3 separate regions of the Mus musculus genome follow, and regions 2 and 3 are each linked to region 1. The links are chromatin contacts, found by Hi-C or POLR2A ChIA-PET in ENCODE. All regions are on one chromosome and are shown on one strand. Each heading gives the region's core, a stretch centred on a gene start or an enhancer-like site at or near the end of the contact. The rest is flanking DNA. Distances are from core to core; before and after follow the strand shown. Region 1 holds the start of Inpp5k (inositol polyphosphate 5-phosphatase K). Region 2 holds the start of Pitpna (phosphatidylinositol transfer protein, alpha). Region 3 holds the start of Crk (v-crk avian sarcoma virus CT10 oncogene homolog).

Region 1 (3,294 bases), core at 375-2,874:
TCAAATGCCATTGGCCAGAAGGAAAGAATGATTGCGTTTGAGAGACAGGAACCTATTAGCCCCTCCAGCTACAGAAACCTCACTCATCCTCTGTGGCCCAGTCAGCAACTCTGCATGCTTACTCCTCAACCTATGGGTTCCCAAGAGCACCGAGAGGGAATTGGAGGTTGACTGAGCATGGCCATGTGCTTCAGAGCTACGAGAACAGAAACTCAGAAAGAGAGAGGCTGACAGCGTATTCCCTTCCCCTCTCCTACCTTGCAGATCCTTGGCACACAACAAATCCTGCCAAGGCCTTCACGTAGCCTAGGGACAAGTTTCTGAGTAACAGGTTTCTTATTATCTGTCTCACGAGTCTACTCTCTCTTGGGACAAGTCGCCAGTTGGTACATAACATTCCAACCTCCGCTCTCCACAAGTCTCAGTATCAGGAGAAATAATCAACAGCTCTTAAATACCACCACATCCATCACAAGTTCAGAAAAGCGAAGACTTAGGGAGACCTTCAGTGAGGGTGTTGCTATAGCAACACTCCAAGAAGCCCAGACTGTCTCCAGGACAGAGCAAGCAGGAGCTCAGACTCTACAGATGAAACCTGAGTTCCAAGAATACCGAGGCACTGAAGCACAAGATCCCGCAGAGCCACCCAAAAAGGGGAGGGGGGCATTTCCTTCTCCACCAGAGCCTGTTCTTAAAGTGTGACTTGTAAACAAAACAAAACAAAAAAATTCCTGGTTAGCTTCAAGCAGCTCCCTGCCTCTCCCTATGAATATAAACAAAATAATACAAAAACCTTCCTCTCAAGTCCTCTGAGAGACTGTCATTTTGTCTGTTTACAGTCTCCCCCTGCTGTCCGGCAGGTAACCGGTTTCTTTACTCAGTGGCTCCTTGTATTCCCACTCTAAGTGGATAAAAAATAAAACTCGGGATTTGGCATCCCAATCCTCAACTTTGATGATTAGTAACAAATCCATGCACCGCGAATTACGCTCAATTGGACGATTAGCAGTGTTCCTCGTGATTTAAGAGCGGGCATGAGACCAGGCTTTACCTCGCTAAAGGATCTTATCTAAATCTGATTTCGGATTTCTAGAGATCACAGCCCGATCAAGAAGACCCCATGATGTACTGCTGAAAAACAGGAACAAAACTTCTAATCTACAACTGTAGGGGCAAATGTTGGTCCTTAGCAATCTAACCCTGTCTGCTCCAAGAATCAACTGGACACTTGCTTGGGGAGCATCTGCAGTGACCAACTCGGCAGCCAAAGTTTAGAGCGTGCATCAATCCTAACATAGCCCTTTCAGTACTGGCCTGACAGAATTCGGGTATCTAAACTAGGGCAGCCTTGATCCTACTGTGGTTTTGAAATCCAGCCCCACAAATCAGACTGGGCTGAAGACAGCTAACCGCCAGGAACCGACCGGCCTACACCTGCGTCCTCACCTGAGTGCAAAGCCTTTCGGTGCGCTCGGCCTCCTTAGACTCACAGCCGACATTATTCCCTCGCGGTAACCCGGTGTGTTCCTGTCTCCGTGCTGCATCTAGTGCGAGCCGGAGCAGCCCTTGGTCTCCGGTCTCAGCAGCACTGCTCCCTCCGGATTGTTTTTCTTCCGGATTCGGACTGCGCTTCGGCTTCCGTAGGAGGTGGATCCAGAGTGTCTAGGGTTTTGGGGTGCGGTTGGAGGACAGAGGCGGGGCTTTACAGCAGAGCGAACCGCCCAGAGGCGGAGCTGAGCCAGGCTCAGAGAGGCGGGCTCTACATGTCATCCACTCCCGACGCCATACCGCCGGCCCGGACGCGGGAGTGGGCGGTGGCGGGGCCACCTAGGCTCCGCATTCCCAGCCTGCTTTGCGCAAGGGCGCGGGCGTGAGGAGCGTTGAGGGCGGAAGTTGCTGCGGCTCGAGGACTCGGGCTGCTTCGTGATCGTCCCGCAGCGTACGGTCTTCGCTGTCGCCTGCCCACCCTCAGAAACCGGGAGTGGACAGGATGGGGAGCCTCACTGTAGTCTGTTCGGCCTCTCTCGCCCACACTATAAGTAATTTCTCATGTTCCTTGGCGCCCTCATAGGGGTCAGAGAACACTTCCATTCATTTAAGTGACTTGGTGATCGTCATTTAAAAAAATTTTTTTTTCCATCTGAGACAGTCTTGCTAGTAAGTACTGGGGCTTGTTATACAGACCAAGTTGATTTTCCGACCTCAGCTGAGATTACACCACCACGCCCAACTTGAAACTAGTTTTGCTGAATACAAAGCAAAATAATTTAGGATCCCCGAGAGCTATCAGTGAATGAAAAACAAGCCGTTGCTATTTGGTGTATATTCATGGTGACTGTTTACTTTGCCAGACACTTCGATTTATTATTTCCTTTAGATCTCTGGGTCTTAATTTTTGAGGGGTAGGGGGGATAGTGCATGGGGTTGTTTTTACAGTTATGACTTCCCCCAGGGAAATGGGAGTGTTGTTTTAGCACACTGTAGTACCAGCTACCCAGTGATGCCTCAAGAACCCACAAAAGCTCCACTACCTGAAATACATGTTCTGGAACCCGGTGTAGTGATGTTATTTCCAAAACTCACCGAGATTGGTTACTCCAAGTTTGAGTCCAGTTTGGGCTACCTTAAAGTTTCAGGGCATTCGAACTGTGCTGTGATTCATTCTCAAAATGGAAGGGAAGGGGACAACTTCTACCAAGTCTAACTAACCACCTGAGCTTTACCCCTGGATGGAAGACAAGAATCACAGTTGTAGCCATAAACACAGTAATAAAGCTGAAAGTACTGGAGAGGGCTCACAAGTTAAGAGCACTTACAGACCACTGAAGTTGGGTTTGATTCCCTTCACCCACACGGTGGCCCATAATCATTCTAATTCCAGTTGCCCTTTCCCCTCTCTGGGTACTAAGCATGCCAGTGGTGCACATTAACCTCGTCCACTTGCAGTGAAATTAACAAACCTGGTCTAGTATTCTCATTAGGCCAAGCTAGCCTCAAACACAGAAAGATCCACCTGCCTTCCAAGGGCTGGGATTAAAACCCCGTGGCACCATGCCTTTAAACAAGCTTTTTATTTCTATTGTGCGTGTGTGCACGTGCACGCCAGCATGTGCACCAGAGTGCAGGTCTGGGAGACTTGAAGCATCAGGTTCCTCTGGAGCTGGAGTTCTAGGCAGTTGTAAACTGAGATGTCGGTGCTAGGAATTGAACTCGGCTCCTCTAAAAGAACAGTACATAACCGCCGAGCCATCTCTCCAGCCCCCAGAGTATGATTTTTTTCTTCTTTATTTCTGA
Region 2 (3,294 bases), core at 441-2,940, 43 kb after region 1:
CACTGTGTCTTCAACATCTCATCACCTCCAAGGAGAAAACCCTGGGGGGGAGAGACAAAGTGCCCTCTGCACACTTGGCCATAAGAGTTTCCCAAGTTTCTCTCTACTTGGACATATCCCATTTCTGAACTTGGGTAGCTTAGGGCCCAATGCTGCCCCACTTGCCCATCCCTCTAGGAAAGCTTATCGACACCATAAAGGCTATGCACACATCCAATTTCTCCTGGAGGAGAGCAGAAAGCCCTGGGATGTCCACTCAGAACCATGATCCTCAGGAGTAGGTCATACTGTCAATCAAAATACACCCTCCGCTCCACCCCGACAGCCAGGAGCAAACAAACATCTATCTCCTTGCAAGCCCTGCCCATCCCCCATATCAACAGCTCCACACCCCCCAAAACATTTATGGGACCTCAATTCCTCCAAACAGCACCATCCAGCATCCTGTAGGCTTGGATAGCCTTGTCTTGGTCCCCACCACTTCCATTAGCAGGCACATTCATTCTTAATCATCTTCCTGGACGGTCCTGGGCCCTGCTAACTTAATGCCCTTCTCTCTTACCCACACTCCTTCACATCACTTTAGAACCTGCCCAGTATTTTCTAGACTCTTCATTCAAGTGTTGCCAAGTCCTAAGCAGGCATGCTGAACTTCTTGCAAAAGCCTCCTCTTCTGCACCTACTTGGGTACCATGCCATCCCCACCCTGTCATCCAGTCCCCTATACTCTTTTGCCCATCCCATCACCCAAGCGTGGCTTTGACTGAAGTCCTTTTTTCTGCAACCAATTATTACAATCCCTTTTCCTCTGCTGCCTCAGGCAGCCACTGTCCATGCCCCAGGTTCCGCCTCAACACCCCTCCCCACCACCTCAACTCCATTCCAAGAGCTACCTTATCTGATCTTCCCTGCCCCTTGGTACAGCTCAGCCTCAAACCCCTCCCCAGCGTCAGTCAACTCACCGGCGCTGCCTGCCCTTGTCCCACTGCTCCTTGGTCCCTTACACAACTCCTCGGTCCTTCAGGCAGTTCTGCCTGCTCCTTCATCCCACAGCGTCCACCATAGGGCCACACCACATCCAGCGCTCTCCATTCCCCATGCCCCTCCTAATGTCTCCTCTGGATCTCCCTATCCCCTTGACCCCTCCTCAGGCCCTGACCGGCCCGCACCGGTTCTCAGCCTCCTCTCCGACCTATTCGATCCCACCTCAGGTGCTGTCTGTCACCCTCTGGCCCCTTCGGGCCCCTCCGGCCCCACCTCAGGCCCCGTCCAGCCCCCGCTGTCCTCTCCGCCCCTGCTAAGCGGCCCAACAGCCCCATCCGGTGTTCTCCATCCCCCGGCAGGCGATCTGCCTTCGCCGCCGTCATCCCGACCCTCCCTTCCGCCTCGCTTCCGCACAGCCGACCCGACACTCACTACTCCTTGAGCAGCACCATGTCGCTTCGCGGCTCGGCGGCTGCCAGCTGCCAGCCCGGCCTCCCGCCCGCTACCCGGTGGCCGCTCTCCCGGTGGCCCGGCCCGGCCCCGCTGCCTGTGCGCCTTCGTCGTGGTCTGCTCTGTCCCCGCTGCTCTCGCTGCGGTCGCCGCGCGGGCTCCTGTCGCCCTGCCCTGGCCTCACCACCTCCCGCGCCTCTGCCGACGCCGCCCGGAGCTCCGGTTCCGCAGCGCCACGCGGGGGCGGGGCGTCTCTGCGGCAACCAAAGCGTCAGACGCAGCAGTGCGCGTTGACCTCACGCGGGGCGGGGCCTTCCCGGGTCCACCCCTCCACCCTTAAATGGGCCGTGGCTCCGGGTCCGTGTCAGCATCTGGGCCCAGGTCTGGTTTGGTAGTCAAGAGGTAAAGAGACATGTTTGGTATGAATACTCTTCTGCATCAGGAGCTACTGTGCCTATATGCTTGGACTTCGCTGGTGGGTGTACTGAGAGCCAAGCATGTCAAAAATAAAATGAGGGAGTTTGAGATTTAGTTCAACCACGAAGCACTTGCCTAATTTGGATTCACCAAGAAACCAAAACCAAACAAGTGTGTATATACTTCCTCTAAATACGTGACTCCACATCTCCACCAGAAAGATACTGTTACTGCCCTCGTTTACAGGCAAGAAGGCTGCATAAGTTAGATTTGCTCATCACAGTGTTTTCATGATGTAGCTGAGATTTGATTTTTTTTTTTTCTTTTTTTCAGACAGGAACTCACTATATAGCTCTGGCTGTCCTGGAACTTGCGCTGTAGACCAGGTTGGCCTCGAACTCACAAAGATCCACCTGCCTCTGGCTCCTGAGTGCTGGGTAGAGCTGAGATTCTAACATAAAATCTTAGTGTCTTCTCATCCACCCACTAACCATTGGCTGTGGGGCTGCTGTGTACCAGAGCCTGTGATATCCTGAATAGAGAGAAGAAGGCTGGCACTATCTTGCCCCTAGGGAGCTGGTAATCAAATGGAGGGGAGGCAGGTGATGGCTGGGGTAGCAGGCACTTGGAAGGAAAGGGGCTGCCAGAGCTAGTGGTACAGGCTAGCTGTCTGGGAATTCCTAGCTGTCTGGGAGCTGAGGCAGAAGGATGGAACGTTCAAAGCCTGCCTGAAAAACTTAGTAAGTTGCTGTCTCATAAAAGCTGAAGAGAGGGTTGGGATGTGGCTCGTCAGAGCACTTGCCTCGTATGCAGGAGGCCCTAGGTTCAATCCCAGAATCCCAGAAAGAGAAGAAAACGGTAGCTTGGCAGCAGGCTTTGGGGTACGGGTGGGAGGTGGAAGTTGTGTTTGATGGGATCACACTGGACAGCACCTGGTGTATGTGAGGAGTCCCTTGAGGGACGGCATCCCAGAGATCCACAAGATGCTGGGGAAGACCATGCACAGCAGAAAGGACACACGTAAGGGCCGGAGTCAGGAACAGGCTGCATTCAGGGACTTGTCCTAGTGTGGTTTTCTGTTGCTGTGATAAAGACCATGACCAAAGGTAACTTGGGGAGAAAAGGGTTTATTACGACTTTGAGACTAGAGTCCATTAGCAAGGAAAAACATTACAGGAACCCGAAGGCAGGAACTGAAGCAGAGGCTACGGAGGAAAGCTGCTGAACTGGCTTGCTCAACCTGCTTTCTTGTACAACCCAGGACCACCTGGCCAGGCACTGTACCTGCCAGGGTGAACTGAGCCCTCCCATAGCAACCGTTAATCTAAAAAAGGCCCCACAGGCTTACCTAAAGGCAAATCTGATGGGAAGGTTTTCTCAACTGAGGTTCCCTCTTCACAGATGACCCCAGCTCACGTAAAGCTGATGAAACAACTGAGGAGC
Region 3 (3,294 bases), core at 411-2,910, 48 kb before region 1:
ACTTTGTGGCCAAAGGGAGTAAATCTAAATTAGAGCTATCCCAAAAATGCAAGTCTGCTACAAGGCTAACCAGTGAGTCTCCATTCATGAGACTAGCTCAGCTCTAGAAGGAAAAAGCTTACACTTCAAACATCCAGAAAGCAAGAAGCTTGGTGCTGTTATACACAGAGACAACAGAAATCTCAGAATCACTGTTCATCTCATAAACGTCAAGGGCTAAGTGCATGAATTCCCTTAACATTGCCAAGACAACTGCAATAAGACAGCTAAGACAGTTAAAACTCAATGGTCCTTGACGAGGAAACAGTGGGATAATTATTCTTGGTGTTTATCTGCTAGCCAGGTCTGTTCTCATATCCTGGAAGATTTTGACCACAACACCAACTTAGAGAGCAAGAAAAGACCCAGAAGTACGTGTCTGACACTTTTTAAGTAAATCCAGGGAGAATGAAGTGCCATTCACTTCCAAGGTTGTTCTCACTGGCTTATGCCTGTTTGTTTGTTTGTTTGTTTGTTTTCTAAAGGAAAAAAATCTTCCTCCACTAATCACTTTGAAACTAGAAACTCTAGTTGCAGCGGGCAGTTTTTTTGGACACTTAAAACCTCTTGGACACAATTTGCCTGCTAGGCTTCAATTACGCGGGGCTGGTCACAGAAGGATTTTTTTTCTATCACCAAGTCACTTAGTTCACCACCTTCCACAAGGGAAGAGCACGGTAAAGATATTTTGGAAAAATGCCCAAGAAAGGAAAAAGCTGACCGGCTTCCTGAGGGTGTCTCCATCCCTCCCAGCCAGCCAGTCAGTACGTGGTGACTTCCTACCGAAGGCCACCAGGGGAGTATGGCCAAACCCGGCTCTAACACTGCAGGAAACGTTTCAAGCCTAAAAGCCACTTGTAGGATTAGCAGAGCCATTCTGAGTACCACTGCCAAATGATGTCCCCGTAACATCCCCATTAACTCATTGTCCCCAAGTTGCCTAGCCCTGCCCTGCCCTTGGGCCTGACCCTGGCGCCCAGCCCCACCCCGGGGCCGCAGCAGTTCCCCTTCCCCGGCTCCCAAGGCACACCCAGAGGCCTCGGTGAGCAGCTCCTCCTCCCCCACAATCCCGCTCATCGGTGGGAACCAGCTTGCTCAGAAGACAGCTCCCCCGCCAGGTTCACTCTAGCCCTCTCTGCCCACGTCCCTCCTGCAGCAGACCAGGGTTCTACGGCCCTCACCCCCGCCCGGGCCTCCCACCCGCCTGTCCCTCACCCGGCGGAGGCTGAGCGGGCGACGGAGGCACTGGAGGGCGCGGGCCGCTGCTGTTGATGATGTAGTGGGAGACGCGCGAGTTTTCGGAGACGCTAAGCACATAGTCCCCGGGGCTGGTGCTCGAGTCCCGCACCAGGAACACCCCGTGCCGCTGGCCCTGCAATAGCGCCACCGCCTCCTGCCGGCTCAGGCGGCCCCAGTACCAGCTACTCCGCTCCTCCGAGTCGAAGTTGCCCGCCATGGCCGCCTCCGCGCTTTCACGCTGGGCCGCCGCCGGCACGCGCGCCCCTCCAGCCCTGGCGCCCGCCGCCCAGCGGACCGGCTCCGGTGTCAGCCTCCCAGCAGCGCCCGAAATGGCGGCGGCGGCCGCGGGCCTTCCCCACCGGAAATGACGCGCCCTCTACCCGAGGGAGGCTGCCGGGAAGGGGACCGACGCCCGCCATTGGGAGAAGGGAAACGGAGTCCTTGGGGCCCTCAGTGCGCATGCGGCGTCCTGGGCGTCGCCGCCAGGCCCAGACCCCAACCGCGGAGGATGGGGAGGCGGAGTCTAGGTCTAAGGGGCGGAGCCTCAACCTACAAATTGACTGATCCGTGTTTGACAGATTGGTAGCGGCCGGTCTTTTCTCCCAGAACCTACAAGTAGCAACACCAAGAAAAGGACTGAAGTTAAAAAAGATGATGTGGTCCGAGGATGATAGTCGCCCTCAAAGCTCCCTGACTTGCTGGTCTTTTCCCCGTGTTTCCTTCGGTTTCCCCCGAGGTCAGCTGAAGTTCTTGTTATCTATGAGCAGCCACAGATACCGCATTTGCCGCGCAGGTGCAGTGCTGACCCAGACTGGCTTTAAGTCACTGAATTCACACACCTATGGGAGGGACCAGGAAACAACATCTGCTATGGGGGCGGGGGGGGGGCAGAAACACAAGGAAATCAACTAAGTAGTCCTGGAGAGACCCAAGGGCTGGGTAAAGTGACTCATGACAGTTATCCCAACCTCTCAGGAGTTGAGACAGGAGGATCCCTGTGAGTCTGAGGCCCTGTATTATAAAACCAAAACAAATAAGAGGAAGGGGTCCACAGATAAGATGACCTAGGGTGAATGGTAGGATGTTAAATGAAGTGGGGAAGGGTACTCAAGGCAAAGAAAACAAAATGCCCAGCCAGGCCAAAAAAAAAAAAAAAAAAAAATGGAGTTCTCTCTATTGGGGCTCCCATATCCACCAGCCAGATTTTTTTTTAAACTCTCAGTTGTAGCCAGGTGTATCTCCTACTTTTACTTCCTTCATGATCATCTTCATCTATCTCAAAAAATTAATAAAAAAATGGGGGAGGGAAGGGTTTCTCTGTATAGCTCTTGCTATCCTGGAATTCACTTTATAGACCAGGCTGACCTCGAACCCAAAGATCCACCTGCCTCTGCCTCCCAGTGCTGGGATTAAAGGTGTGTGCCACCATTGCATAGCTGTTACTACTGTGTTTTGTATATAGTGAGACCCGGTCTCACTACAAAACCAAAGTTATCCTTAGCCTAGTCAATAGCTCCGGCCTTCCAGAGCTCCCACCCATAGTCTGGGCCAGCCCTGGGAGAGACAGCAGGGAAAAGGGCCCCTTCCTTGTTACCAGTGACTCATCTTGATCTAGCTTAGTCACCAGGAACTAGCAGCAGAAGCCATCCAGTGTAAATTCTGGCCCTTTGGGGCAAATGACTATCCTCTCTCCCTTTTCAGGACAGCTGAGCTTCAAGGCAAGACCTTACAAGAGACTCTGGGAAACAACAAATCCAATTCCCAGGATAAGTGAAAAGGAAAGAGAGATTTGGTTTGTTTGTTTGTTTGTTTGTTTGTTTAGACAAGGTCCCACTATGCAGTTCTGGGTGGCCTAGAACTTGCTGTGTACATTAGCCTGGCCTCAAACTGTCAGACACCAGTCTGCCTTTGCCCCCCCCCCCCAGGAAGGCATATTCATTCATTTACTATTGCATACTCTTATATGCTGGCCTCCAATTCACTACAGAGCTGTGGATGACCTTCAACTTCTGATCC

The links. A loop is a pair of places that touch in the nucleus more often than their neighbours do. ChIA-PET counts read pairs that join two places held with the same protein, here RNA polymerase II (POLR2A).
Region 2: a loop to region 1 is called in a map of heart, with 2.9 times the contacts of the local background. The contact joins the promoter of Pitpna here to the promoter of Inpp5k in region 1. A Hi-C loop is called at or near these places in 4 of 37 maps with a recorded cell type or tissue (adrenal gland and heart). POLR2A ChIA-PET finds 5 or more read pairs at or near these places in 4 of 5 experiments (Patski and embryonic stem cell).
Region 3: a map of gastrocnemius shows a loop between it and region 1 (9-fold over the local background). The contact joins the promoter of Crk here to the promoter of Inpp5k in region 1. A Hi-C loop is called at or near these places in 11 of 37 maps with a recorded cell type or tissue (gastrocnemius, heart, left cerebral cortex and 1 more). POLR2A ChIA-PET finds 5 or more read pairs at or near these places in 3 of 5 experiments (Patski and embryonic stem cell).

What each region holds. Positions count from the first base shown.
Region 1 is chr11:75,629,350-75,632,643 of GRCm38, reverse strand. It overlaps Inpp5k (inositol polyphosphate 5-phosphatase K), which reads right to left and starts at 1,624. Exons shown (of 12, transcript NM_008916.2): 1 at 1,447-1,624. The coding sequence starts at 1,544.
Region 2 is chr11:75,586,475-75,589,768 of GRCm38, reverse strand. Pitpna (phosphatidylinositol transfer protein, alpha) reads right to left here and starts at 1,690. Exons shown (of 12, transcript NM_008850.2): 1 at 1,417-1,690. The coding sequence starts at 1,436.
Region 3 is chr11:75,677,625-75,680,918 of GRCm38, reverse strand. It overlaps Crk (v-crk avian sarcoma virus CT10 oncogene homolog), which reads right to left and starts at 1,660. Exons shown (of 3, transcript NM_133656.5): 1 at 1,255-1,660. The coding sequence starts at 1,495.